Linked DNA regions of Homo sapiens: all the other regions are linked to region 1. The links are chromatin loops, found by intact Hi-C in ENCODE. Cell type or tissue: heart right ventricle. All regions are shown on one strand. Each heading gives the region's core, and the rest is flanking DNA. Links, peaks and the distances in the headings are about the cores only. Region 1 overlaps PMFBP1 (polyamine modulated factor 1 binding protein 1). Region 2 has its middle 340 kb from the start of PSMD7-DT. Region 3 overlaps LINC01572 (long intergenic non-protein coding RNA 1572). Region 4 has its middle 260 kb from the start of PSMD7-DT. Region 5 overlaps LINC01572 (long intergenic non-protein coding RNA 1572).

What was found. A loop is a pair of places that touch in the nucleus more often than their neighbours do. Peaks named below come from ENCODE experiments on the same cell type or tissue, not always from the same donor. Only the 100,000 strongest peaks of a DNase experiment are listed, where the experiment ranks them.
Region 2: it touches region 1 in a loop (3-fold over the local background); 27 of 110 quality-filtered maps call a loop at or near these places.
Region 3: it touches region 1 in a loop (5-fold over the local background); 57 of 110 quality-filtered maps call a loop at or near these places.
Region 4: a loop joins it to region 1, with 8 times the contacts of the local background. A loop is called at or near these places in 14 of 110 quality-filtered maps.
Region 5: it touches region 1 in a loop (8-fold over the local background); 57 of 110 quality-filtered maps call a loop at or near these places.

What each region holds. Positions count from the first base shown.
Region 1 is chr16:72,122,348-72,127,347 of GRCh38, reverse strand. PMFBP1 (polyamine modulated factor 1 binding protein 1) reads left to right here. Exons shown (of 21, transcript NM_031293.3): 15 at 1,216-1,380; 16 at 1,943-2,110; 17 at 2,414-2,581; 18 at 3,699-3,802; 19 at 4,360-4,434. Among named protein-coding and RNA genes, the nearest start is that of DHX38, 31 kb to the right of the region's middle. RefSeq lists enhancers at 1,291-1,792, 2,337-2,396, 2,407-2,516. In heart right ventricle, for the core only: CTCF peaks have their summits at 2,097 and 2,297 (motif pointing left); a DNase peak (open chromatin) is centred at 2,277; H3K27ac peaks cover 581 bases.
Region 2 is chr16:73,875,659-73,881,744 of GRCh38, reverse strand. It overlaps a transcript of ZFHX3 not described here. Among named protein-coding and RNA genes, the nearest start is that of PSMD7-DT, 340 kb to the left of the region's middle. RefSeq lists a silencer at 2,801-3,095. In heart right ventricle, for the core only: CTCF peaks have their summits at 2,704 and 2,908 (motif pointing right); no DNase peak of the experiment used is centred there.
Region 3 is chr16:72,471,969-72,478,054 of GRCh38, reverse strand. The region is part of intron 6 of LINC01572 (long intergenic non-protein coding RNA 1572); the gene reads left to right. The region is part of intron 1 of LOC124903718 (a long non-coding RNA gene); the gene reads right to left. Among named protein-coding and RNA genes, the nearest start is that of LINC01572, 190 kb to the left of the region's middle. In heart right ventricle, for the core only: no CTCF peak of the experiment used is centred there; no DNase peak of the experiment used is centred there.
Region 4 is chr16:73,953,241-73,959,326 of GRCh38, reverse strand. No RefSeq gene overlaps it. Among named protein-coding and RNA genes, the nearest start is that of PSMD7-DT, 260 kb to the left of the region's middle. In heart right ventricle, for the core only: a CTCF peak has its summit at 2,531 (motif pointing right); a DNase peak (open chromatin) is centred at 2,536.
Region 5 is chr16:72,463,784-72,469,869 of GRCh38, reverse strand. All of the region lies in intron 6 of LINC01572 (long intergenic non-protein coding RNA 1572), which reads left to right. The region is part of intron 1 of LOC124903718 (a long non-coding RNA gene); the gene reads right to left. Among named protein-coding and RNA genes, the nearest start is that of LINC01572, 200 kb to the left of the region's middle. In heart right ventricle, for the core only: a CTCF peak has its summit at 2,525 (motif pointing right); no DNase peak of the experiment used is centred there.

The DNA.
Region 1 (5,000 bases), core at 1-5,000:
CCAAATTATTTCATCTTTAGGAATAGTTTCACCACCAGGGCATGTAAAATATGGTGTCAGAAGTCCAATTTACCACTTTTCATCTCACTAATTCCCAGGGCCAGAGGTACTCAAAATTGTATCTGAAAAAGTAATAAACTTGAAGCACTGATCAGTTACTGGAGATAAAACAAGAAAACCCAAAAGAATGTGTTTCTGTGTGCATGGCCACTTTCAGATGCAGGTGTGCTAGAATACCAAAGAATACAAGTCAGGCATATGAATTTCTGAGGTCTCCCTCTGGCTTCCAGACTCAGAAGCAGATCTCTGTCCTGTACTTAAAGTATATAAGAAGGCTAGTTTCTGTGTGTGTCTGTGACAGTAACTCATAGTCGTATAGTAAAACAAAGCCCTTTTTACACATATCACCTCATTTGATCATCATAAAAACTCCACGAAACAGTTAAAATGATTTCAATTTGTGGAAGCAGAAACTGAGGCTAGAGAAATAAGTAAATGATAGAACCTGGACCTCAACCCAGATTTTTCTGACTCCAGATCCCAACTTCCTTTTAACTATACCATGAATACTCATTACGATGTTGAAAACAGACTTCAGTTTTTAAACACACTTCTACCAGAACTACATGTTCCCTAACATGTTGATCAATTGATCCCTAACTCCAAAAATGCAATATTTCACGTGACAGAACAAAGACCATTTTTGAGCATTTCCTGAAACTCTGTCATGTGCCATGCCCTGAGTTACAGCAATGGGGAAACAGCAGGAAACAAAACACAGGCACAGTCCTGCTTTCTGGCACATCAAGTCTAGTGAATTACATCAGGAACTAAGTGAGGCATAAAACACAAAGGACATGTTGTTATCATGTCCACTAACCTCAAATCGGATTCCAGGTCTTTATCAAAGGCTGCAGAGTATGTGAAAGGGACTTTTTTGTGTACTTGGCATATCATGCCCCAGCACCGCTGGTACTCCTGCTGTTTGAGGGAAATGCTAACTAGAAAGAGAGATGTGGCTGAGGGGTGCAAAAGAGCCTGGAAAGACAGCTCTACCTTTTACAGTGGTGAAGTGAAGATGTGAGTGTTAACACGGACTCTGCAGGTTGCTGCAGACAGGAGAGAGCTTGGCTCTTGTTCATTTCCTATAGGCACAGAGAATGCCTCTATGACCCTGACCTGGCACCCTGACAGTTCTGCTCTCCCTCCTTAAAGATAGCCCTTCAGAAGGAGTCCTTAATGAGCCTGCAGGCCCAGCTGGACAAAGCTCTGCAGAAGGAGAAGCACTATCTCCAGACTACCATCACCAAAGAAGCCTATGATGCATTATCCCGGAAGTCAGCCGCCTGCCAGGATGACCTGACACAAGCCCTCGAGAAGGTGAGGCCACACCCTCTAGTCTCCAGGGCTGTTTTCAGGCAAGGAAACGTCAAGGTAGCGGGAGAAGCACAGGAGCCAATTTCCTGCCTATTGACTGTCAATGGGGCCATCTCAAACCCTTGTGTGGGCTGGGATGTCTGTGCAGAGAAGGCCTGCTTCCTCTTTGTGAGGCTTGGAGTTGGGTGGAGGGCGGAGGAAGAGGACAAAGATCAAAACCAAATCTAGCAAGCCTTTCTGCCCATGGGTGACTCGGGGGCAAGGTTTTCCCAAAGTCTGGATTGTCAGGGAAATTCATGCCCCATCCTGTGCTGATCATGGCTGGCCCATCAATTCATGGGATTGGAAAGAGAAGAAATGGAGGGAGTGGGTAGGAAGGAGAAAGCAGGGTGCAGAAAACCAACCACTGTCATTTCCCACCCCTCTCTGGGAGACTAGGCAAGGTGACCGTCCGTGTCACCCTGGGCAGAGGACAGGAAGGGACTGGAACCCTCCTCCATTCAGGACTCAGCAGAGAGGGTCAAAGTCTCTGACAGCCATTCGTCCTCTTTGTCTTTTCCGGAAGCTCAATCACGTGACCTCAGAGACAAAGAGCCTGCAGCAAAGCTTGACACAGACCCAAGAGAAGAAAGCTCAGCTGGAAGAGGAAATCATTGCTTATGAGGAAAGGATGAAAAAGCTCAATACGGAATTAAGAAAACTGCGGGGCTTCCACCAGGAGAGTGAGCTGGAGGTGAGGAGCTGCCAGGGGCTTGGGCTGCCTTCCTGGTAGGGGTCCACAAGGTCACCTCTTGCATCCAGAATTATTTAGCACTAAGTCATTCCCTTGGGCTGCTAGGTTCCCTCCACTTTCTTGGCTCCCTGAACTTCAGACAGAGGCAGCAAAGATCGGAGCATGGGTGCCCTCTGCTGGCCACTGAGAAGAAAATACCCCCAACACGTATCCCAAGGCCCAGGAAGCACCCTCTGGCCTTGTGGGTCCTGCGGTCAGGGAGGCCAGCTGGAGTCCCCCTCCTCACTTTGCTCTCCTGAGTAGGTGCACGCCTTTGACAAGAAGCTAGAGGAGATGAGCTGCCAGGTGCTGCAGTGGCAGAAGCAACACCAGAATGACCTCAAGATGCTGGCAGCCAAAGAGGAGCAGCTCAGGGAGTTCCAGGAGGAGATGGCCGCCTTAAAAGAGAACCTCCTTGAGGACGATAAGGAGGTGGGCATGCCTTGGCTTCTGCGTGCCTCCTCTCAGTGCCTCCAGGCACATCCTATGACCACCCAAATGCCAGACAGCCCTTGGTGGGGGTGGGAGAGCCTGGGAGCAAAGGAAAGGTCACCCCCTCCATTTAGCACAAAGCAAGAGCCACAGCTGCTGGTTCAACCCACCTGTGTTCTTGTGGCTTTGTTGATAGATACTGAGCAGAGCGAAGGCCCCATTCTAGAGAAGAGACTGTCAGGTACACCAGCTACCCCTGACCTAGTCCACTGGGTCCCCTTCCAGAGTACATCCTGACACTTTTGGCAGCCCTGGACCCTACAGTAGAATGGACTAAGTGACCTTCTGGGCTTGTCCCAGGCCCACCTCCCTGAGCAGTGAAGTTCATGGCAGGAGGCCGCAGGACAGCTCAGGTGGCCACTGGGCCTTTGCTCGAATTACAAAGAAGGCATCTTAGGCCGGGCACAGTGGCTCATGCCTGCAGTCCCTACACTTTGGGAGGCCAAGGCAGGAGGACTGCTTGAGTCCAGGAGTTTGAGACCAGCCTGGGCAACATAGCAAGACCTCATCTCTACAATAAGTTTAAATGTTAGCTGAGCATGGTGGCCTATGCTTGTGGTCCCAGCTACTCGGCAGGCTAAGTGGGAGGATAGCTTGAGCCGGGGGGGAGGTTAAGCTGCCATGAGCCGTGATCATGCCACTGCACTCCAGCCTGAATGACAGAGCAAGAGTGTCAAAAAAAAGAAGAGAGAAAAAGAAGGCATCTCTTCCTCTTCCTCCAGATGTTTTTCTTCCATCTGTTGGAAAATTGGCTTAGCATACTTCTTTTTTAGGAGTCACTTTAATGCCTTCACACTGAAAACCGTGATTATAAGTGTACAAATCTACGTGTCTCTGCCATAAATGGTGCCTTCTCAGAGATGTCACCTTTGTGTGAGATGCCACCCGCACAAGCCAGAGGGGGAGGTCTGGTGGCAACTCCACAACTCTGGCCTCGGGTTGGACAGCAGAGTCAAGTTTTCTTTTCCCAGGGAGATAGAAGAGGCCTGACTCGGAAGGAGGGCTGACAGGCCTGTGCTCCCACCTCTGACTGTCTCGTTTTCTTCTTGTACCCAAGCCCTGCTGCCTGCCCCAGTGGTCTGTGCCCAAAGACACCTGTAGGCTCTACCGAGGGAATGATCAGATTATGACCAACTTGGAGCAATGGGCAAAACAGCAGAAGTGAGTATGGGAGGAAAAAGGGAGGCAGGGTCCGAGGCCTGGACTGAGCCGAGGAGCCACATGCGTGCCAAAGATTAGTCACACACACCCCTGCACTCCTGGAAAACAGATCCAGTCTCAGCCCACACCCAAGGGATGGAAATAAGATGGAGAGGAGGGCTCAACCCTTCAGGCAGGCCTGGAAAGCCCTCTGCTGAGCTGGAAACAGCGATGGCAGGAAGGAAGGGGTGCTTTGCTCGGCAGCAAGAAGGAAGGGGGACATTGGCTCAGATATCCTCCTCCCATCCCAGGATCCAGCTTCACTGCCTGGCCCCCTTGAACTCATTCCCTTGAACTCACCTGGGGCTCACAGGATTTTGCATAGGAGTTGAGTTCAGAGAGTCCTCTGAATCCCCAGGTGCTAGGAAGGCCTTAGCTCTGCGGACGGGGTGATGCGTGGGGGACGTGGGATGCAGCAGCAGTCTTGCTGAGAACCCAGCATCCCATTCAGCCAGCTGCACCCTTGCTCGCGGGAGGCTGGCGACTGGCTGCTGTTTTCTCCTGTGATTTTATTACAGGGTCGCCAATGAGAAACTAGGAAACCAGCTCCGAGAGCAGGTGAAATACATTGCCAAGCTGAGTGGCGAAAAGGAGTAAGTCATCTTAAACCACCCTGGCTGCTTCCTGGGAGCTGACAAGAAGGGTCAGCAGGGAGCCAGGGCTGGCTTTAGCCCTTGATAGGGGGATCAGCCCAGGAAAGGCCTGGTGCTTTGGAAAGACCCCCAGGTCTCGAATCTGCATCTATGTGACCTTGGGTATATCACTTGACCTCTCAGGGCCTTAGTTCTCTCACCAAAAATCCAAAGGGAGTTTAGTAGTCTTTTTGCTCCTTCCTGCTCTCATGGTTCTCAGAGGTCAAGGGTGCTAAGCAGGGAACAGGCACTGAAAGGCAGACTGGATTATTTAGGGCAGGGGCTGAGATGCTCTAACAGATCCCAAGTGAAGGAACAAACAAGGAACATCTCTTCATGAAATCATCAGGTGAGCAGGCCAGGTTGGAGGAGCCCTTCTGTTCCACCTGCTCATCTGGGGGCCTGTGGTCTTGCTTCCCCTCATGGTCAAAGCTGGGTCCACTAAGAGGGAGGTATGCGAGGAGTGTTACCAGTTTGAGAATGGAGGTGAAGGTATGAAGGCCTAAAACTGAGATTTTGGAGGTGGC
Region 2 (6,086 bases), core at 434-5,433, 1.8 Mb before region 1:
CACACACACATATATATCCCATCTCCATCTAAAATGTATATGTGTATGTATACACACACACACACATATAGCACCAACTAAGTAGTGGGAACCCTAGCAAATATCCAGAATATATCAAGATGCTGACAGTTAAAAGTGTGGTTAATAACATCAATATTTCCTAAACAGATAAAAATGGAACAGTGAAGCTATAGACACTTTCTCTTTGGACTCCAAGGGCCTGCTTAGAGTAGCAGTAACCATGGGCAGAGTGGGGGGGGGGGGCAGAGAGAGAGAGAGAGAGAGAGAGAGTGTGTGTGTGTGTGTGTGTGAGTGTGATCATTACCAGCAAACCTTCAAACCTTCCTGGGTCCAATACGACATAATCCATGAATTCTGCCCTGGAAATCAACTTAGTTTAGGTAAACCTGATGCAGAAACATAAGAGAATTCTCCTGCATGTCGTGACAGACCGAATTCTTTCCAGTGGGGCTTGTCTGCTCCGCACTGCAGCCCCATCCATTATGTGAAAATGGTTCCTTGTTTCTCTGAGATATCAGCGGACCGCACAAGCTGAGTTTCTTTAAAAATACAGAGACAGTTCATCTATAGACTTATTCTGAATGAGTGAGTATGTGTGGTCCAGCTCATTTAAAGAAAGAAACACTCCACAAAAGCCACCAGTCTTATAGAAGGTGCTACCAGGGACTGCATATTTGAAGAGCGGATGTAGTACTTTGTATTCAGTTCCTTCCCAATGCCACATACCCTTTGCCTGTGACATGGAAAAGTAAGATTTCAGAATATTAGAAAATGTCAAGTGTTAAAAATGTGTTCATACTCTTCTCGCCTATATCATCAAAGGGTTGGTAAATAAGGGGTGCAGAGACATGTCGTTTACATTTTTCAAGGTATTTTGGAAAGATTACTATCCGACTGAAAACTTTTCACCAAGCAAACTTTGATATTCTTGGTAGATGTTAAAAAGCAACAGAAATAAATAGACCAGGCACATCTAATACAGTAGATCAGTTACTGCAAAATTATTTTGTGTTCTGTTGGAGACATTTAAATGGAGACTGCACACACCTTCTGGGATGAGACTTGAGAGATTTTACTCTTAGATAGAAGCATTTCAGGTTAATACAGAGCTACACTGCTCTAAGCCTGAACTTCACTACAATTTTAACTTCACTAGCCCTCTTGAATATAAGGCCTGTGTCTCCCCAGACTCTAACTTCTTTTCTTACTTTTATCCCAATCTCATCTTTTCTTACAGAGTGATAATTTTTAAAAGCTCCACATTGAAGTTGCAAATTACGTCAAATCCTGAAATTAAAATGTTGTACTTTCCTGTTCAGATTTCCTGTTATAGGGAAAAAAAGAGTTCTCATTTAAAGATGACCTATTTTTCAGTTTATTATTTGCCTTTGAATAGTGAAGCCCCTTAATTTAAACACTTTGAATAAAATAGCTCCGCAGCCCTCTCTCCCATCCCCCATCTAAACCTCTCTGCCTGCCGGAAGATTTCATTTTGATGGCAAAATTTTTCCCTTGCTTTTTGGGGCAAATCTGACAGCGACCTTCCATGAGCCAACCTCTTCCTTTTGTTTCCTCCGGAGAACTTTCAAGGGAGGCCTTTGGAAAGGTCAGGAATGCTCATCAGCCCTGAAGTAATGGAACGTGTAGAATGGAGATTGTTACTCTCCCATTCACGCCGATTCCACCATGTTCTTAGTTCCTTTAAAAATGTTGTTTCACACACCACCATGAATCAAAGCCAGATAGAGACTGGTGAGAACTAATGTATATAAAATTGAAATTAGGATCCTATAACAGTTGTTATCAGTAGGGTGTAATTTTGCCCCCCTCCTTCCCCAGGGGACATCTAACAATGTCTGGAGACCTTGTTGATTGCTTTAACTGTGTGTGTGTGTGTGGGTGCGCCAGTGGCAAGTAGTGGGTAGAAGCCAGGGACACTGCTCACCATCCTACAGTAATTATCTGGCCCCAAATGTCAACACTGTGGAGGCTGAGAATCCCCGCTGTTTACTTACACTTATACCTATACATGGAAAATATTGGCAGCAGCTTTTAGGCAGGAACTTACTCTCTTTTTGCTAGTACTAGTGAAAACAAATTCTTATTTAATTACAGTGATAGTCCCTTCTTGCTTCTTAACTATTGCCTGCCTTAACTGGAATTGCTTCATCTAGAGAGTGGAAAATGGTGACCCTACCTCCTTCCCATTTCTCATTTTAAAAATCACAGGGCGAACCAACCAGAATGAAAGGGAAGCGTGCAAATGAGCAAAGGACATGCCGGTGGAAATGTGGGAATGGCTTACAAAACCTCGGTGAATTCTTATTCTTAAAAGGGACCTTAGATTCTCCATCCCATACCGCATAAGAACATATAAAAAGAGACTTTGTGCTTATGAAGCCGGGGGCTTGATCTGTGTCTGCTTTTTTTTTTTTTTTTCTCCACCTGCTCCTGACCACGATGGTAGTCTTTCCTATTGTGATTTTAGGTATTAAAAAAGAAAAAAAAAACCTTTTGCAGAGCAAATGCTAACACAAACTGCTTGCGAAAAATCACAAGCTAGAGATTGCAGAAAAGGACCCCAAGGTCGCTCGCTGCTGGTGATTATTTTTCTGGGTGTTGTTAACTTGGTCCTCAAGAGAAGTTGGAAGAAGCTAAAAAAGAGAGGCTTTCGCTGGAAATTAAGAAGCAAAATGCTGGGAGGAGATCTCAGAGGAAGAACATAATGATCTATAATAGGAACTGATGTTTCCACAACTATATATATATATATATATATATATCTTATCTTTTTTGAACAGTGAAGGATGTAGGACTGGATGTCTTTCCAGTTACATCTATCAGCCTTTTAAACTAGCTCTGCTGTTTCAAGTGACGTTGAACTTCACTTTTCCAGTAGATGGCATTGTAGTCTGTCCAGTGGAGAAGAGCTTCCTTGAACCAATAAGACTTAATTTTTTTTTCTTCTGAGCAGCTTCCTTGATAATGTCCCCCCTCCCTCTTGCATTAAATACTAGCTTGAGGTTATAAATAACAATCTTGTTTTCGCTAGTTACCTGTAACTCTCAAAAGATTTGACTTAAGAAAAAGAAAAAAAAAGAAACAGTAGATAATTTAATATCCCTATATCAAATGAAAAAAATATAGACTAGATCTGGGAGTATGGCATATGGATAAAATATGCAACTGTTTCAAAATGAGAGCTGATTCTGGTCTTCCTAAGTCTACTTTTCCTATTAATCCATTATGCTTATACCATTTTAGTGTCGTTGTGAAGAGAAGGCTTAAAAAAGTTTTACTCTGTGTCAAAGATTTTTCAGATACAATAGGTTCTTCTTGGCTGAACCCCTAACAAACTTTGCATCTTCTTTATTAACTGTTTTCAAACTCTCTTTATAAAAAGTAATCACCTCTCGGTTTCATGTATATTACCTGTGGGATGAACAATTGCATAATTTTTGGTGAATTATAAATATGATTTTCATGATATTCTGTTTCCTTCATTTAAAACCATTAAACCTAAAAATAATAGCACCAATCGATTGAACCAGCAAGAGTTGTCATTGCTTGATGTTAGAAAAAGGTGCCAATATGTATTTTATTATTATTACTATTATTTTGCTTAGTATTAAATGAGGGTCCCTCACTTTAAGTAGTCAGAATATTACACTGGGTTTCAACCAAAAAGAGAAATGATGGTATGGAGAAGATATATATATGTATATATATTTCTAAAAATCTCATGATGAAGCTTTCTCTGTTAAATATCTTTTTTAAATAAAGAGATTGGATATGTTAACCATTAGAATCAAAATGGATTTTCTTTTTTGGGGGGAGTTGAACTTTGAAGATGAAATCACCATGTTTGTGTATGTCTTTGTGTGTGTTTTAATAGAATCTGAGTTGTCCCTGAAGAATCCTTTTTATCTGTGAGGCTTCCATGTTCTCTTTTTAAAAATATTTTGCTAAAACTTTAATTTTTTTCCTCCGAACAAAATCCTCTTTCCACTGAATATAATCTATATTTCCCTGATAGTCATTTGGTAATAATATTTGACTTCCATTTATCAATACTGTTTCTTTCTATTATTTTTAATCACAAGATTATGAGCTGTGTATTTAGTTATTATTTAAGCTAAATGGTGTCTTTGGCTGTTAGCTCAAAAAGATAATGTCCCAATATCAGGATTAAGTTTTCATCTGTATCAACTGGCTTAAAAATACCCAACTTGATTCCTTTTGAATTAACTGAGTCTTATTTTATTATATTTTTTCAATATCACCAATCACCATAGTAACCACTAGCTGTCAGTTCAGCTTCTGACATTTTTCTCATTTGGTAAGATTTCAGAATTGCCATCCTCCCTGCCAACATGTCATGAACAAGAAAAAAAAATTGCATGAAGAATCTAATGGGTGTCTGGTCTGATTGTCCTCATTTGTGGCAGGAAAGACAAAAACTGATGAATTGTGAAATGTATTCAGAGGGTTCAAGGAAGCAAGTGCCTGGGACCCCCCCCCGACCTAACCCCCCGAACCCAACCATCTCGTTTCTTTTTGTTATGCTTGATGCACCATACATGCTTATTGTGACACTTGGGTTTGTAGAAATTTAAGATTAACAATTTTTACATTCACCCTGCTGATCTCTCTCCCTTACCTTGTTGTTGTTGTTTTTTTTTTTTGAAAGTCATCATTAAAAATAAAGTTACCAGGGCTCGTATTTAGCATGATTTCTCACTCGTATCATAGATTTTTTAGTAAGTCCAAATTGGCTTCACAATATTTAAGATGTGCTTGCAAATGTACAACTCTGCGTGGGAGCCAGATGTGGACCGTGAACCCACACGGTGGGTTTTGTGTCTGTGTGTGAAGGTGGTGGAGAAAGGACATTAGACCCATTTGAAAAAAGAAACAAAGCTCATTCTAGACCTCTTCTAGGGGGTTGTTTTACATGGTTAAGAAAAGTAAGAGAAATGCAGTCTTTTCTAGTTCTTTCCAGCATTCTGGTTTAACAAATGAGTAGGGAAAAAAGCCTATGCTAATGAATTCCTACCCCACATATCCAACTGGGGAGTTGATTAAAGGAACTATTTCTATACTCAAGTATTTTCTCCCTTTTGGTTTCCAGACTTATTTTAGCAAAAAGCAAAAAAAGAAAAGTGATAATGTACTTTAGCTAATGTAAACATACAAATTATTGAATATATGTTACTGATAGGATACACACATATACCCCATATGTGGATCTTATCACTGACACTTAGGCATGACATTTAATATGCATGTGGTCTGAATACAAGTAAATGTATTAAATATATTAGCCTGTGTCTGCATGCATACAGATGGTCATCGTGTTAACATACTCTTTAGCTGCCTAGGTGTACATGGGTGTGGTAAAACTTACGTGTTTTTCCAGAGGTTTTGTTTTTGAGCTAGATCAGTCTTAGAGGATATTTTTTTCATGACTGTCTACAAATTCAGACTCAGCAGCAGGAACTCATTCCAGAAACATAAACCTGATTTGATAAGCAGCTGCAGAATTCAGTGCCTCTTTACTAACGGGTGGACAACCCCAGGATCACGCATGCAGGGATTGGGATGTTTCCATTTCATGTTTCATACGCTGTGGCTTTAGCTCCTTTTAAAAAATTCAGACACTGGACGGTTTGGGGTCGTGTTGTAGAATTTATTGCAGATTTTTATGTACCAGTGTATTTAAATATTACTATGGCTAAGAAGGAATGGAAAGGCCCAGTGAAAAATATCTCCATTAAGGACCAAAGTCTCTTAATTTAAAAAGCAAAATCATGTGTATATATTTGATGCCATTTATATGAATATTAAAATATTTAATGTTCGGTGTAGGTGGATTGATAACATGGTTTTGTCATTGATGATTAATGGTGTGCCAGAAATATACATGCGTAACTGCATACATATGTATCTGGCTATCAGATGTGTGTAAAATAAGCAATCCGGTTCATCATGCTTTTGTTATTTGATTCTTTTTAAATTTAAGCACTTTGGAGAAACCAAATGAATAATGCCAGAATGTTTGCTGC
Region 3 (6,086 bases), core at 676-5,675, 350 kb before region 1:
GTACAGCTTAGATTATTGATTTGAAACTTTTTCTCTTTTTCTGATGTATGTAGTTAGTACTGTAAGTTTATTGTATGCTGTGTACTACCACCAAAACCAAAAAATATATATAATTTGAAAAATGCCATTTATAACAATAAAAGACATTAAATATAAAGGAATATATCTATATAAGGTACAAAATTTTTAAAGAATACATGATAAACCTTACTGAAAATTGAAAAATCTGAATATATGGTCAGAGAAACTATGTTTATAAATTATAAAGATGATGGTTCCCCACAAATTAGTTCTAATCATTGCAATGAGATTCAAGTACTGTGCAGCCTAAAAGAATGATAAATGCCTATTATAGATACTATTTCGTACTCATCAGATTAACAAAAAATAAATTAGAATTGAAAATATTTGTAAGCACAAATGTGGGGAAAAAACTCAAAAACTACAGGTGATAGTATATACAGGTACAGTTACTGGGAAGAACAGTTTGATAATATCGAGAAAAGTTGAACATACTTTTATATGTCTTCATGAAACTCTCTTGTATATCCACACTAAAAGTTAAGATTAATGTTCATTGCTGCTTTGTTAATAATCATGAAAAATCCGGAAAGCCTAATTGTCCGTCCATCAGAGAAGGGATGAATCTATTTGGGAATTTTCATTCAGTGGAATACATATAACAATTAAGATAAATGAACTAGAACTACATGTATCATTAGGAATAAAACTCTAAAACATAATGTTGAGCATGAAAATATTATTGCAGAGTGTTTGCAGTATGCTAGCATTAATATAAACTTCTAAAATGTGGAAAGCATTCATGGGAATAATGAACGTTAAATTCAGGGTACAGTTTACATCCTGAGAGGGAGGAAGCTGGGGAAATGAGGTCCCTCATTTCCATAATGCTTAAACTAAGGATTTCCATAATGCTTAAACTGCAACTGTAATGTTCTTTTTTAAAAAATTAAGCAAACATAGAAATGTTAAATTTGACAAAGCTAGATGGCTATATAGGTGTTAGTGGCATTATTCTTTTTACTTCTTTGTATGCTTGAAATATGTGATAATTAAAAAAATAAAAATAAAAACAAAAATATTTTGCTAATGGACCCAGAAACCATACATACAGCTTCTTTTAACAATAAAAATCCCAAAAGAAAGAGGGGTAGTAAAATTTCTCAAAGATCACAACGAAGGAAAGAATAGGCAGTGTAAGTAAACTTAATCAGTTTGTTCCTGTGGGGCTAGCTAATAAGTGTTTGATTTATACCTCTATATTTCAGGTACTAGGTATATAGAAGCCCACAGGCTAAGCCTCACAGGACAACTATTTCTTCTCTTGTTGTTTATTTCTCTTTACCTGTGTTCTAATATTTCTCTCTTCTCTCTTCCCTAGATGTGATACTAGCCTAATGTTTTGCTCTTTCATCTGTCGATGAGAATCAGGACACATATCTTTATTTCAATTGATCCCTTTTCTAAGTCAAAGGGCACACACACGACAGACTTAAACCAAGTCTCTATGCCTATAAAAATCCTCAAAGAGGGTTTTTTCAAAAAGTGGGAGGTAACATTTTCAGGATCCTCCTGTAGAAGCCGGTTTTCTTTTCCCTTTTATCTCTAGCCTTCCTCACAGAGAAAACTCTCTTTGTTGAAGTTCACTACTAGAACAGGTATGTGTGTCAAGTGTTTGTTGTCTTTTGAAGGAGCTACTAATATGATAATATATAAGCCTTAAACACACTTCAAAATTATTTGTTAATTTCTGTGAGAAAGGATCTAACCCATTTAATGTAATGTATTACATAGATTCATCTGACTATGAAGATTCTGCCTGATTAATCTTAAAAATTGAAAGGCTTTGCTAATGTACGTCACTGTTTTCTAAGCCAGCACAATAAAGTAATAGGAGAAATTTTCAATTAGCAATCGTTATATTTAGTTAAGCCCTATATATTCTGTTATCACCAAAAGGTAAATTTATGTTATTTATGTTGGGTGGTAATAAGTACTATAGAGGCGAATAAATCAGGTAAAGGGGGTATAGGGTGCCAGGGGTTAGGGTGATTGCTCTTTTATAATGAGTGGTCAGGAAAAGTTTTTGACTCTGGGAAAAGAATGTTTCAGCTAGAGGGAGCAGTACTTATAAGGGCCTGAAAGTGACAGCATATTTGACACATTCCAGGAACAACACGGAGGTGAATGAAGGCTGGAATAGAGTGAGAGAGAAGATGAATAGCAGGAAATGAGCAGAAGGTTGGGGATGAGGGAGTTTGGATCAAGTAGGGCCTAGTATTGGCTTTGATTTTGAATGAGGCAGAAAGCCATTGAAGCATTTTGATCGAGGATGGACCTGACCTGACTTCTGTTTTAAAAAGATCCCTTTGGCTATAGAGAAGAGAAGATACCTACTCGCCATTCTACCTTTATAATCTGGGGAAATTTATAAAATAATAATAGTAATAGTTAATTTTTTATGCTAATATTCACTACACTATGTTTTTCAAGTATTCATTTCTTACCACAACACTATGAACTAGGACTATAATTATCTCTTATTTTACTAATGAGGAAAGTAAAACAAAGAGGTTAAGTAAATAGCCTAAGGCCTCATAGCTTGAATTCAAACCCAGGCAGTCGGACTTCATTGTTTCCACTTTTAATTAATGAAAATGCCATACTGTCTCTTCTACTTCAGGGTGGTATTGTGAAGAATGCATGGGTGTGGGTGTGAGTGTGTATACCTTTAAAATGTTAAAATCCACCAAGTATATGAAACCGATGAAGTAATGGAAAGAATAAAATTGTAATAGAAATAAATTCCATAAGTAGTTTTAGGGGTAGGGGATAGAACTCATGGTAGATTTTTGATTTAAGGGAAAAAAATTGCTTGTAAAAGATGTGTGAAGAGAATATTGCATTGAAGGAAGAACATTTCTAAAAATAGTTCATTAAAAGGCAAACTTAAAGAGTAAGAAAAGATTAAAATCTAAGTGGCATTATTTAGTCTGGGTAAGAATTGACTGAAGCTGGATAAAATTAAATTTGAATAAGATCAGCAAGTATCACAAAGAACTAGAAGTGTTTTCATCATCCTATAGAAAACTGATCCTCTGGTATACCACAATACTTTCTGAAAGTGTCTACATTAGCAATTATTTGCCTGTTTGCTGGATTGAACTGGGTTTTAAAGATCAGTTCCATTTGAAAGGAAAATGTTTCTAGTGGTGGTTTAAGACACTTTTTTTCTTGTTCGGTATTTAAACTGAGTCATACAATTTGAGACTACTGTGTCACATTTTCCACCTTTCATTCTCCTCAAGAGGCAGCAGTCAGGAGAAACAGGAGTGATGAACATTAGTGGCAGAGTATGTGGTTACAATAGTCAATAAACCACAGGATGCTTCAGATTCTTAAACAGCTAAAAGAAAAAAAAGCCACTACGTAGAGTCCACAGAAAGAGTGATTGTCTAAAGCTGGCACTCAGAGAGCAAGGACCCAGCCATAATTAAAGCTTCCCTATCCCATTGTATCTCCTTTTACATAGACATCCTGAGAGAACCCATAACCTTGACTGTGTCTGAATATTTTACAAACTAACAAAGCAGTTTTGTAAAGAAATAAACAAAAACAGTCTAGTACTTAATTGCAGTTGCAACAGTGTTAAACAGTCTTGCATGCAGATTAAAGAAAGCCTCCAGGCTTAGATTTTAAGACTTTAAACCAGTTCATTCTAATCTCTCCAGTCTCTTGTGATGACATAAAGTATCACATCCTCAAAAAGAACTGTTTAGGATTTGTATTTCAAAATTTATTAAAATTCTTCCTTTCCCCTGGACTGATTTTTAACGTTTGTCTGAATAGATTCCATATTTAATTACGTAACACAGACTGATAAACATTTTTGAGGTGCCAGCTCTTTAACTGACCCTTTAATTGAACAGATATAAGCTGTTACTCTGTGAATTCTAAATTAGCCAAAAAGAGAAAACTGGGAAAATCCTGACAATGCATCAGTTTTAACATATCCCCTTTCTTCATTTCTTCAGTTCCAGCTTTTATCTACTTAAATCTAATGAAGTTAGCTTAGATACAGACTTTCTAATAGAAGTAAGCTTTTAGAAATAAATTTAAAGAGCAGAAGACTTGTTTTGTTTCAGGAGTAAGGTACAGAACATAACACAGTAGACAAGGAACAGAAGAGTGAATGTGAGCTAAATAGTTTTACAAACCACAGTCTTCAGGGTTGAAGAGAAGGGAGATGTTGATAGGGCAAATTGAAAAGGACTTTTGATATGAAAACAAAGTAAAGCTGCTTCTTGAATATATTTAAAATTAACTCTTTAGATTACCTATATAAAGCCGATATTTACTGAGCACCTATTATGTACCCAGAGTTTCATATAATTTTCACATGTAATGAAATATCTTTCTTTTGATTTTTATATATTTTTTTAAAATATAAAAATCTTTGGCTCACAGGCCATACAAAAACAGGCAGTGGGCCAGATCTGATCTTAGTTTGTCAGTCCCTGCTCTACAGCAATGAGAATGGACAAACTATAACTACATACATCACTGTGAATTCATGTCATATAATTTTAAGTGAAAGAAGCTAGACACAAAAGAGTACATACTAGAGCATTCTATTTATACAAAGTTCAGAAGTAGGCAGAATTATCTGAGATGCTAGAAGCAAGACAGAGACTACCCTTGAGGGAGTTGGTAGTGACTAAAAAGGAGCAAAGGGGAGCTTCTGGGTAACTAATAAAACATTCTGCTGCTTGGTCTCAATGCTGGTTACACAAGTGTGTGCAGCTAGTGAGAATTCATAGCATACATTTTTTATTTGTGCACTTTTCAATATGTATGTTACTTGAATAAAGACTTCATTAAAATGGGAGGCTATTAGTTATATGGAGTAGGAAAGGAAAGAATAGGTATATGTACAACAGTACTTTTCTACCTGAAAAAAAAAAAAAAGACAGAAAAGGCACAGCAACTAATGGCAGATTTTTTTTAAAGGATCATTGAAACGTTTAAAAATAATTAGGTCAATAACAAAATTCCAAAACAAAAGAATGAAGATTAAATGAAATATTGTTATAAAATGGCTGAGCTTTTCAACTCCTTTAAACTCTCTGATTTGAAAGATCATTTCTGTTTCTTAAGGGAAATGATATAGGTAAGACTATATTGCTGAGGAAGTTCCCAAAAGGAAGAAATCAGAGGATCATTTGACATTTCACTAAACCTTTAGCCTTTTCAAGCATCTCTACATATGTACTGATTAGTTTTCTTCTGATGTCTTTGGATCCTGCCAGTGCTGTAGTTATAAGTTAGCCATAGTGAGTCTCAACTGTGCAGCCTTGAGAAAATATAGCCTTTTCGTATTATGCTATAGAACTGAAATTTAATTTTAATTTTTATACCCAAAGGACAAAAAAAATTATCTAAAAGGATATATACTTAAACTTGAAGTGATTTATGTTTCCATGGGTTGATTCCGCTGTTTCGGTGGCATCTATGGGAGATTTAAGAACTTATTTGGGATTTGCCATAGCTGCCAAGAAGTGAGTCCTGTGGCTATAGGACTCTATGAAATTTTACAATTAATTTTTAAACCAAGAAAGTATAGAGAGTAAAGTAAGCTATTATGTAATGAGAAGACAATAAGAGAATTTTTACTTTTCATCTGTTTGTCACTGAGCTTTGGAATAAGAAAAATATTGTTTTTTAAAGCTAGAATACCTTACTGGCTGAACTCTCTTTATAGCTCCTTGGAGTATTTGCATATTGTAACATTCACATATTTTCCATCGGTCTTATCATTCACCCTCATTGCAACATTACTGAGCATTTTTAAACCAAATTTATTTTGCTTAAAACTTCATTTATGGATATATATTTTGTCCTGTTGAATTGTCATCTTCATTCACAGACCAGCACATACAGACTATTCCATCCTGATTTCTAGAAATTTTAATATTTAAAAAATCCTGCTGCTTATAGCTGTGATACCTGATATTATTTATGGGTTTTCATAAAGGGGGGAGTCAAAAGGAAAAATACAGTACTGT
Region 4 (6,086 bases), core at 478-5,477, 1.8 Mb before region 1:
CTATATGGATTGAAGTTGATATTTTCCAATCTGTGCTTTATTTAGAAATGAACGTCCAAGGACATACTCTGTCTAACCTACTGGAGGTTGACAGCATCTATTAGTGTATTCAAGGCTCTTACCTGTAAACAAACTGTTTAAGCAAATGATTTCCAAACTCACCTGTCCGTTGAGCTCCCTCATTTTCTGAGGAATACCTGTTGAAATCTGCAGTTAGTATTCCATAAAAGACAATTTGAGGAACAATGCTTGTAAAAATTATATATAGTACAGGAAGAATTAGAGTACAAGAAGACATCCCAAGAAGGTATATTCTTAATGGAGTGTTTGAAAACAGAGGTTAGCTAAAGCACATAGAGTGGTGTTGGTGAGAATTCTCTGATTAGTTAAAAAAGAATCCCTTAAATATATCAAAAAATCCATACCATACGTTAGCCAAACAGCTGCCACCAATTGCAAACACATTCAGGTAATTTAAGCCATTGAAAAAGGAGAGGCAGTTTTTTTAAAGCAAAAGTGTCCTATTTTTGGTGCTGATATTGTAGCCTGGTGCCAAGGCAAAATTTGATTCATTTCATAGAAGCCCTGTTGGACTTTTTCCTGAAGGTAGGAAGACTAATTTCTTGGTATTTATCATAGTTTATTTACTGTCTGTTTTTGTTTCTTCAAATAACTCCAATTGTAGTTGGGAATGATATTTTGGGAACTTGGGGAATGCTGTTAGGAGATATACTGACTTTTCCCTGTGCCCTTTTCCCCTCATATGTATTTTGTTATTTCCATACACTTATTCCTTACCAGAAACAGCCCATGAAAATGTCTGATGAGTTAATTGCTTTGAACCAAGAACAAAATGCAAAAGCAAGGCAAAGGGGAGGAAGCTACACACCGCCTACGTGCCCCCTATTGAATTTTCCAGAATCATAAGATCACTGTCCTCCCTACTCTTACAGGGCTGAAGGAAAAGTGAACATGCTAGTTTTTTGGTTTTCTTTTTCTTTTTCTTTTCTTTTCTTTTTTTTTTTTTTTGAGACGGAGTCTTGCTCCGTTGCCCAGGCTGGAGTGCAATGGTACTATCTCAGCTTACTGCAACCTTCGCCTCCCAGGTTCAAGTGATTCTCCTGCCTCAGCCTCCTGAGTAGCTGGGACTACAGGCGCATGCTGCCACGCCCAGCTGATTTTCCTCAAATGTTCTTTCTTAGGATAGCTTTCCCAAGACTATCTTTGACCACTTTCTAATTTTCCCTCCTCTCCCCACCACCCCATGACACTGTTTATTACAGTAGGATGGTACCTTATTGTAGGCTTCTAATGGATTTGAAAGCTGCCAGGGCAGGGACCTTTTAGAGAAGGTATAACAAAGCAGGGGACTGGACCTGCGGAATAAATTCTGGGGAGGGTCATTGGTCTTTACACTGTTTCCTCATTTCTCCAAAATGCAGATTAGGCCCATTAAAGTGCTCTATAAGATAAAGTAAGCAGTAAAGCCCAGATGATTTGCCGATAAGCTATAATATCTCCAGTTCACATGTGTTAGAATAAAATATCTAGCCTAAGTTCTATGTACTTCTAGAATCTTAAAAACAATTATAGCCTTAGTTTCCATGGCTTGTGTTAGTTCTTTTAACAGACTCATGCTTTTAAATAAGATGTCTTGGGTCAAATTGAATTAGGAATGTTTTGTTGTTTTACAGTTTTATGGATGGTGTTTTATAAATGTCTCCTATTTCTTCTCAATCAGACTTCATAAAACTGCTTAAAAATCAACGAATTAGTTAGAAATCAAGTTAAAGTAATAACTTTTGATTTATCTGTCAAATATATTTTTCATGGGACTTAATCACCATTGTTTTTAAACAGAAACATTAAAATACAAAATGAGGCTTGTTTTTCATTTTTTAAAAAAGGAATCAGTAACACTTGCAATGTGTAAACATTGTTCTCTGGTAAATTATAATCAGATTGCTGTTGGATTACATGTACATTGTGCTAATGCTCAAAGATTTTTTTCTAGTGATGTCATTACAGGGTATGAGTAGACAGGATCTGTCACTATTAAAAGAGACTGTGCTAACAATTCGCTGCAGAGCAAGGGTTACCCCAAGTAACAAGGGGTAACTTGATTGGAGTAGGATTGGTTAGAATTTGTAAAGACGCACTTCTTTGTATTGAGACGAACTTTTATATGTTATATCCTAACTCCTTCCAGGTCAAGAGTCATTAAACACAGAGCATTTTATTCATTTAAAGAGTATCTTCAGTGCCGCCAAATACAGCTCTGTGTACCATTGACTTTACAATAGGATCAAATGATAGAAAAGTTGAGCCTCGCAGAAGAAAGTTTTTCTCTTTGTGCATGCCTCTGTTATCATTGTAAAGATAAAATAAGAAGTGAATGGTCACGCAAACGGGTTTTAAAGCAGATGCTTTTTATTTCATACTCTTTCTTCCTGTTTTTTACTCCACTATGGTGAATGCCTTTGGACTGGTTTTCATTGAAAGAGGACAGGAGGCAGCTGTGATTCTGATGTGTCCACTAGTGGGCACTGCAGTGCTTCTAACGTTCTGTATATTTTAAAATCTGGGCACAGGATAAAAAAATCGTATAGTGAATGGTGAGTTTCCGCCCCTTCAGAGCTTCTGTCCTGTCAAAAAGACACCAAAAATACACTTGGAAGATTATATCTACTTAAATTATTTACTAAAATTTTAGAACAAAATAGCATGCTTGAGATTGTGCCTCAGTTTTTTGCTGGCATTCATTTATATTTGTGAATTGTCACATTTATTCTTGTTTGACAGGCATACACTTTGAAGTCCACATTATGCAAAAAAGGAAAGGTACGTAATGCCAGAGTCCAAATTAACAATATTTATTAGGAGAAAATCCTGCCTTTTCCTATTAAAGAAAAACATTTAACAGGGTTGGTTTATGTAATTTTGAGCAAGAAGCAGTGCAGTTGTGGCTAAGATGTCTATTTGATATTTAGGGAAGAATTTGATGCTTTAATAAGGGAATCCTCCGTCTCCCTCATCCATCATCCACCATCCTCATCCATCCAAACACCACTGTAAATTTGTCAGAGCCTTTTCCATATTCAGTACTTGTATAAATAATGGCTGCTGTGCTTTGAAAAAAGGGAAATGTACGTTTTCCAGCTATGTTATATATCTGATCACAGTCATGGAGACATCTCATAGTTTTTGTTTTGCATTGCTCGGCCTCGGTGCATATAATTTAAGCCCCAGAGCCAGAGGACATTTTTGTGTGTCGACTCTTATTGTGGTTAGTACTTGCCAAAATGAAATTGGTTTCTTTTTTTGCGGGGAGGGTGGGTGCGGCGGTGCAGAGGGGAGCGTTCCTACAGCAGAGGAAACACAGCTCCTGCTCCATTACTACGCTTTTATCATTGCCCATCGCTTCTCCTTCTCTCCTTTGCTATCTTAGGGATTATGCGGGTTCTCTGCAATATTCTGAAATTAATCAAAGCAAGCAAAACCCCATGCCTTATTATCCATCACGGGAAGAGAGTGGTTTCCACAATCCAGACGGCTTTGTGATGTTGTCCAGTTGTGTAACTAGAATTTTATTATCTTTTAAAAGAAGCTTCTGGTTTTTATACAATGAAATCTTTTCATGTTTAACTTGTACGAGCGATGGATCGCTCCATGTGAGTATGACAAAGGATATGAATTTAACCAATAGGCTGTTTCTCTTATTTAAATAAGAAACTGATCTGTGAACAATGTCTATTTCTTTCTTTGATTTTTAGCATAGCAGAACAGCTGTATGTCCCTAATGTAGTTTGGGTCATAAAAGCTTTCTATGCAATGAGATAGGAACAAACTTACAGGATGCTTATCTGGACCTTGTGTTCTATCTCATCTTTTTATAATCATGCTCTACAAATTATTGTTTCCCACTAAATTGGTGGCCATTGTACAGATTGCAGACACTTAGTTTGATTGAAAGTAATAAAAGGAGATTATCCACTGAGTTGGTTGAGTGAAGGTTCTGATATGACCCACTGCCTAGAGTGAAAAGAATTAATCTTATAAACCCGACTCACTTCTGCCATGCTTTGAAAAACCGCCAGGAATGCATTAGACCCTTTTTGTCTTTAGTCCACTGAAAGCTAAAGGTGGGTGGGGCAGACCTGATGTAGAAACCAAATAGGCCATGGCCTGAGTGTTATGCTTTGAGTGGCATCTTGAACTGTGGTGGGGTCTTTTTTTCTTGCTCCCTGAATGATGCATTTCTATCACGACAATCTTGGGGGAGAAGGAGTGTAGTTTTTATTTAGTAGGTGTATATATATTATTCTTTGTGCCAGGCACTGTTTTATATTCTAGGTTTAGAATCAAAACTTATTTTTGTATGTTATCATGAAATAGAATATTATTATGCCAACTTGAAGAGTGTGGAAACAGGTATAAGGAAGTATAGTGCAGGGTCCTACAGCAAATAGGTAGATGACCTGAGATTCAAATCCAAGCTATCCCCACACCCCCATCAAAGCACTTTCTTGTAAATATCATATTCTCCTGCCTACTCTAAGAGAGCAAGGAGGAAACGTTATCTCCAGGAGACCAGGGTGAGATTATGCAGCATGCCCAACTCCAGGCTGGGACATGGAGGCTCTCAGGGGGAAGAAAATGAATGAATGAGCTCCTGATGAAGGGAGAACCTTCTGTCCTTTTAAGGAAATAGCATTGTGGGCTTAGAAGACAAGCTTTGGAGCCAGTCGAACTTGAAAGCATAGGCATCCTGACTCTCCCCTTAATTGATTTTGTGACTGAAAGCAACATTACTAACCTCTTTGAGTCTCTGTTGCTGTCTCCTTAATAAGCCTCTCAGGTTGTTGGGAACCTGCGGGAAGATGGCCTGTGACTACTGGATGGCAGACACTAGCATGGCGGGCTGTCCAAAGACAGGATGTGCTGCCTGGAGTGGGAGGTTGGAGGTTGAGAATGGTATTTGGCACCAGGAAAAAGGCAGAGCAAGTCACAAGGAGCAGCTTCCCACATCTCACACTGGAAGAATCTTAAGGCACCTAAACCACATGACAATTCCCAACCTAGAGGCAACAAGTAGTGGGACATAGTAGGACGTCAAACCTACCTCCATGACTTTTGGATCCTAGAGAGAGAACTCTTTCCCCAGAGCTACTTTCAGGATAAGCTTCAGGCAGAAATGGTAGCATCAACTCTGGTCTTTATTTTAACTATGTAATTTTCAGTGAGTGTCTGAAACATCATAGAATGCTCACATCCAGTCTTCTTTCCATTTATGGAGGCAGCCATGGGTTAATGAGGGAGGAAAGGGGAAAGCATCTCTTCTATCCATGTTTCTCTTTATATCTTGATTTCTGCCTGTTGTGGGGGCAAAAAGGAAACATTGTGCTGGAGCTGCTGATGGGAATCTAAATGACCACAGTCACTACGGAAAGCAGGACGGAAGTTTCTCAAAACATTCAAAACAGAGCTACTATATGATCCAGCAATCCCACTACTGGGTGTATATCCAAAGAAAATGAAATCAGTATGTTGAAGAGAGATGTGTGCACTTCCTTGTTCATTGCAGGATTTTTCACAGTAGCCAAGACATGGAATCAAACTAAGTGTCCCTCAGTGGGTAAATTAATCCAGAAGGTATGGATATATATGTACACACCATACTTTCTGTATGTATATATACTTTCTATATGTATGTGTGTATATATATATACACACACACATACATACACACACAATGAAATAGTATTCAGGTTTAAAAAAGAAAGAAATCCTGTGATTTGTGACAACATGGATGAACCTGGAAGACAAATACCTCAGTACCCCACTTATATGTGGAATCTAAAAAAATTGAACTCATTGGAGCATAGAATGGTGCCTACTTGCAGGTTGGAGAGATGGTCAAAGAACATAAAATTTCAGTTAGGAGGAATAAGTTCAAGAGGTGTATTGTACAACATGGTGACTATATTAATAATCATGTGTCTTATTTTGAAAATTGCTGAGAGTGGATTTTAGTGCTCCCACCACACAAATGGTATGTGAGGTAATGTATATGTTAGCTTAGTTGA
Region 5 (6,086 bases), core at 580-5,579, 340 kb before region 1:
TCTATATATAGCTGTTTCATACTACAATGAATTACCTGTATTAAAGTAATAATACCATATGTTCACACAGCTTTTGTTCTAATGTAAAAGCACAATTAATCATTCCAAGAGCACAATGAGAGGTAGTCGTTTCCATATTTCATATATATTAAGTGATTTCCACTGTTATCCACTGAAAAGCAATAGAGTTCAAAATAGAAATGTGAAACATTTCTATTTTTCTCCCCTGTGGTTATATAAAATATATCTTATTCTATAAATTGAGATAAAGAAATTTAGAAAATAGTTTTTTCTATTTTTATTTACTAAGAAATCTATTGAAAACTATAATAAAGTTTATTGTTGGTTTATTACATCCAGTAGTTATTTCTTCTTCCATAGTGACACGATGAAAATTTTACTACTATTGAAAATGTTACTACTATTAAAATTTTACCTTTTGAGGGCGTCATAAATAAGATATATAAACTATCAACAATTTTTCTGATTAAGAGTAACTTGAATAAATACCTGAAATAAGATTAGCGTTTGTTTACAAAGCACTTTCAAATATATTAAGTGTTAGTATCATTGTTATGATTGCTTTTATTATACTTGAACAACAGAGATAAGTAGTAGAAGAAAAAATAGTATTTGTGCATATATATAGAATGAGGGAAGGGAGAAATTCAAGACAAGAATAAATTCTTGTTTTTTTAGAAATAGAAAACTGAAAAGAAAGCAAATAAAGAGAAAGAATGAGATAGAAAGGGAATTAGAAATTCCCAGACATAAAAATATTAACACATAAGAGGTTATAAAAAACAGTAGATTGAAGAAACTATCAAGATAAATGAAAATGAAGATGTTAAGCAGAATTTAACATAATGTTTTATACATCCATTATCTTCTTTAAGCTTTTGTGGGGTAGCAAAAAAACACATGATCTTTCCCAAAAGTGTACACAGCACAGTAAAATTTCTATAAGCTCTGTGCATTATCACACCAATCCTCCCATTATCAACACTCCTATGTGGTTTCTGGCAAGAGTTATTGCTCCTGCTTGATAGAGGAGCAGTGGAGAACACTGACTTTTTCAAGGTCAATGATGAGTCAGGGGTAGATATAGAACCTAGAGTTGTTTTTTTTTTTTTACTCTAAGTATGTGGCCTTGTTATACCCATTTCTCTGTTTTTGTCTTGGATTTGCTAAGTTCTATTTAGACACCATTCAAGGGATTTAGATAATACAAGTACCTGAAGAGACATGTTTCAAGAATATTTTATTTCTAAACATTGCCCCACTCTGGAAACATTAAGATATGTGCTACTTTTTCTTTGTACCTCTTATATTTTGGGTTGGTATTTTTTAACAGATTTGTTTAATCTTTCCTGTGTTGCACACAGTTAACCTTATTTAATGTGCACAATGCAGAATAACATTCCCCCACCTTAAAAACAAACTAAAAGAAGAAAATGTTAAGCAAATCTAGTGGGTTCGTCAATTCTAATCCTTTCTTCAGTGTTTTTACTCCTTATTTACCGGAAGACAATTTCAGGGATCTTATTTTTGCCCATGTTTCTGAGCCAAGTGTTTGACTGATATTCACTTTAATTATTAAACAAAGTGATAGAAATACATAAACATATATACATATATGGACATATCACACACTTGCATTCATTAACATGCTTTTTAGTCCTTTTTTAATATTTAGCTTTTCATAATCTTTCTCATGCTATGTCTGTAATTCATTATGTAAATAAGTTCTTTTAAAAGAGAAAAAAGTATGTCCAGGATAGAGTGGTAATTTATGGAGTTACCAGTCTCACAGTTCGAATTTCTTGGTGTGTATTAGACAATGAAAACACTGATTTCCTTCATTCCTTTAAATTTCTTTGTGCTTGTGTCAAAACTGTTTAGAGGAATATATTGATGTTATGTAACGCTATCTTTTGAAATATCTCATTTTTTCCCCTGGAATTTAAAGATATACTCACTTTATGGTCAAGTAATTTATTTTTCTTATGTTCTCCCTTTTGGATTTTATTAAGCATGAACAAAATCTTGACTGTCACCAGAAATAAAAATTTCAGCACAAATACACTTCTGAGAAATTAGGTAAGTTTCCAGAGGTTGAGAGAAGCAAATTATTGTCACTGCTATTTTTTTCTGATAGAACAAATTCCTGTTTTTCTAAGTACTAAAATTCTTAGTACATTCTAACGTTAGCAGTGTACTAACATTTTATGCAAACTGTTTTCTTTAAAAACTAGCCTTTGAACAAAAGGCACATTATTTTTTGAAGTGGATATACCTTATTTTATAAAAGTTTTTTAAAGAAAACCTATAACTCTTTAATATAGGGGTATAGTTTTACTTAGCTGGCATTAAAAGCCAGAAAATTGTTCTAAAGCATCATTTATCTTTTATCTTTCTTGGCTGCAATGCCAAAGAAAACCTAAGGTTCAGTGTAAGCAGAACACTTCATGAAAAAAGAAAAAAAAAAGGTTATTTCATGTGCATGCAACACAAGAGGGCACTCTTTAGCAGGTTGCAAGATAGGGACTTTCTTACTGGTATCAGAGCTTGGCTTAGTGATGGAGGTAAGGGTTTGAGGAGCTCAGAGGTTCGGGCAGGTACGGGGTGAAAAAATGGCATTTAACCTTTTATAGTATCTACTCTTCCCAAAAAAACTGGAACATCACAATCATGGCCAATAATACTATGTCTCTTAAAACATATTCTTAAAATTGTTCGTGAAACATGTATTTCTTAGACATTAATAATCTTAGTTACTTCTACATAAGTGTTTCTTCTTGCTATATGAATTGAATAACACTTATTACTTTAACTTGTTTTTAAAATTAAGTACTGTAACGTTGTTCACCCTATGTTTTGGTTTATATCAGTATTTTCTACAGCAGATAGAAAAAGTAACAAGTTCTGATACTTTGTTTCTGAAAAAAGAAGTCTATTTTAATTTTTTTTAATTTGAAAAAGCTGAAATTAAAACCAAAGTAACATTTTTTGTCCTCTAATAAACCTTTTTTTCTTTCTTTTGCTCCACTATAAATGAGACCTCCTTTTTCTTTTGGGTTTGCTTTAAAGAAGCTTCTTTGCATATACTAATCTCATCCTCATGCTTATTATTTTATCCTGGTTCACAAAAGGGATATGATCTCTAAATCATGCATTTTCTCTTGCAATCTTTTGTTTTTTCCTTCTTTCTTTTCTTTTTCTTACATTCATTTTCCCTTTCTTAGTCCACCATGCTATAAGGCTGCAAAAATGAGAGTACTCTAAGGCTTATTAACCAGTTTTTCTGACAAGAAAAATGCTAAATTTACATAAGCAATTAGCATGTACATGCCTGCCTATAGTAGAGATACAATCAACAGATCACCAATATTGAATGATAATATTTAGAAGGCAGCAAAGCATAGCAGTTAGAGATTAGGGTTTTGAGTTAGATCAGCTTGAGTTCCTACTCGCTATGCGACAGTGAGCAATTTTTTATTTGACATCTATAAGCCTTAATTTCCCTACCTGTATAAATGGGAATAATAATGATAATTATACTTTAACTCAGAGTTGAGGACTGAAGGAGATTTTATATGTGTGCGTGTATGTGTGTGTCTGTGTGTTTATATATAAATATATATATAATTGCACACAGCAAATAGTACCAACAGGTATGCTATTAGTTGTTATTCAGATTTAGCTGAGATCTCTATTAATATTGCTCCTCTACGTATTTCATTTTTTTACAGTACTTTTTTGATATAAAGTTTAAAAATTATGTACTTGATTTTTGTTAGCTTTTGAGCAACAACAACAAAAAGATGTGCATCTGAAATAGCACAGCCTTGACTCTGAAAGACCTTTGACAATAAAATCCAAGGCCAGGACTAGGGTGAGGCTAGGAAGGTGCTTATATAGCAAAATTTAAGGAGGTACCCACTTTCTGGTGTCAACCTAGCACTTACATGACCCTGGGATTGAGAGCCTCCTTAAATTTTACACCATAGGCGTTTCTCTTACCTCATCCCAGTCTTGGCCCTGATATAAACCTTAATTTTCACTTTGGCTTTTTCCTTAAGTTCATGAAATAAATGCTTATGGAGAAAGATAATCTGCATATGGCTTAATCAGTCTGCAGGGGCTGGGCACAGAAAAGCTTAAAGAACCTTATCCAAGGCCTTCCAAACTATGGATTGACTTGAACACTCAAGGCATCTTTGTTGTTCAGATGGGTATATGGCTCATAATAATAAAATGCCTTAAATATCTTTAACACTAAAGATGATACAACCCTTTTTTTCAGGCATATTATGACCTAAAAATTCAACTTCAGTTGCCTTGTGGCAACTAAACTTATCTCTGGCACAGCATGTTTTAGGACATTCTAGTAAGGTCACCAATCATGTATATTGCACACAAGTCATTTCAGCTGCAAATAAAATAAAATTAGAATCACTAATGTTATATTCAGAAGCTGAAATTGCATGCAAGTGTAGACTGTAAATACCTACACTGCAATTTAGTAAAGTGACAATGCTAGTATTTGTTCTGGTCATCATTAAGAGTTACACATGTATAAAGGAAGAAAGATCGCCTTTTTGTGTGTTCATGCCAGAGTAAAATTTTATACCTACGCAGAGAACCAGCATCCCTGCTCTTAAGAGACATTGTGTCCACATTCCACTCAGTTCCAAAGCACTCCTTATGCTAGTAATGCAAACACTTGCTCTCTTCATTACTGTATAGTTTGGTTTGTTTGACCCCTTCAAATCTCATGTTGAAATTTGATTTCTAATGTTGGAGACGAGGCTTAAAGGGAGGTGTTTGGGTCATGGGGGCATATCCTTCATGAATAGAATAATCCTCTCCCTGGGGGTGAGGGGGTAAGTGAGTTCTCATTCTATTAGTTCTCATGAGAGCTGGTTGTTAAAAATAGCCTGGTGCAAACCCCAACTCCGCTTGCTTTCTCTGCTTCCTCTCTCGTCATGTGATCTCTGTGCATGCCAGCTCCTCTTTAACTTCTGACATGAGGGGAAGCAGCCTGAAGCCCTTACCAGAAGTAGATGCTGGTGCCAAGCCTCTTGTACAGCCTGCAGAACTGTGTGCCAAATAAACCTCTTTTCCTTGTAAATTACCCAGCCTTAGGTATTTCTTTATAGCAAATCTAAGCAGACTAAGACAGTAACTTTCATTTTGAAATTTAAACTCAGTTAAAGCTTATGTATTTGCCTAATTTGACTTTATTCTTATACTTTCTGGGGACCCCAATATATCAATACTTACAAACATAAAGGCACAAGCATTTTTTTTAAAGTATAAGCATAAAATAAGGTTTCTTGATTTGATAATAATACCCAAAGCTATCTACTTACAAGCCTTTCCTAGATCCTCTTGATTTTCAAATTCTTATCACTTAGTAAACTTTCAACTCCCTCTATGGCTATGATCCTTATTGGGTAATACGTAAACTGAGTTAGATTTTCATATAGCCCAAGAAAAACTAAGTCTTTTGACATGATAACTTTCTGGGAAATACTACTTTCTGTGAGTCAAAACTGAAACCAGTTCCTAAACAGAGTTACTGTTGGATGCCATATTGCTGATGATGATATTTTTTATGGTTTTATGATATGAAGCAATTTAAGGTAACTGAGCAGGAGATTTCTGTCATTTGTGTAAACCAGACTTATTTTATGTTCCTAAAATCTTTGTTCTCCCATAGTTCTATCAAATTAAAGCTGCCATACTCTCTTCCTACATAATTACTTTAAATATGCAGTGTTGCACTCTGCACACAAGTCTTTACAAGACTTTGACTGTTAAAGTTGTTACTGTTTCTGGTTTAATATAAGAAGTACTAAGAAAGCAGCCCAGTACAATAGTTAAGAGCTCAGCCCTAGGTTTGAACTCTGGCTTCTGAATAAGGTAAATTACTTCCCAAAGCTTTAGCCTCTTTATATGCACCATGAGAATAATGATAGTACCTATCCCATAAAATGATTGTGATGTTCAATTAAGATAATACATTAAAATGCTGATTATTATTTGACATTGGAAGGCTTGTGAGAATTTGATACAGTAAA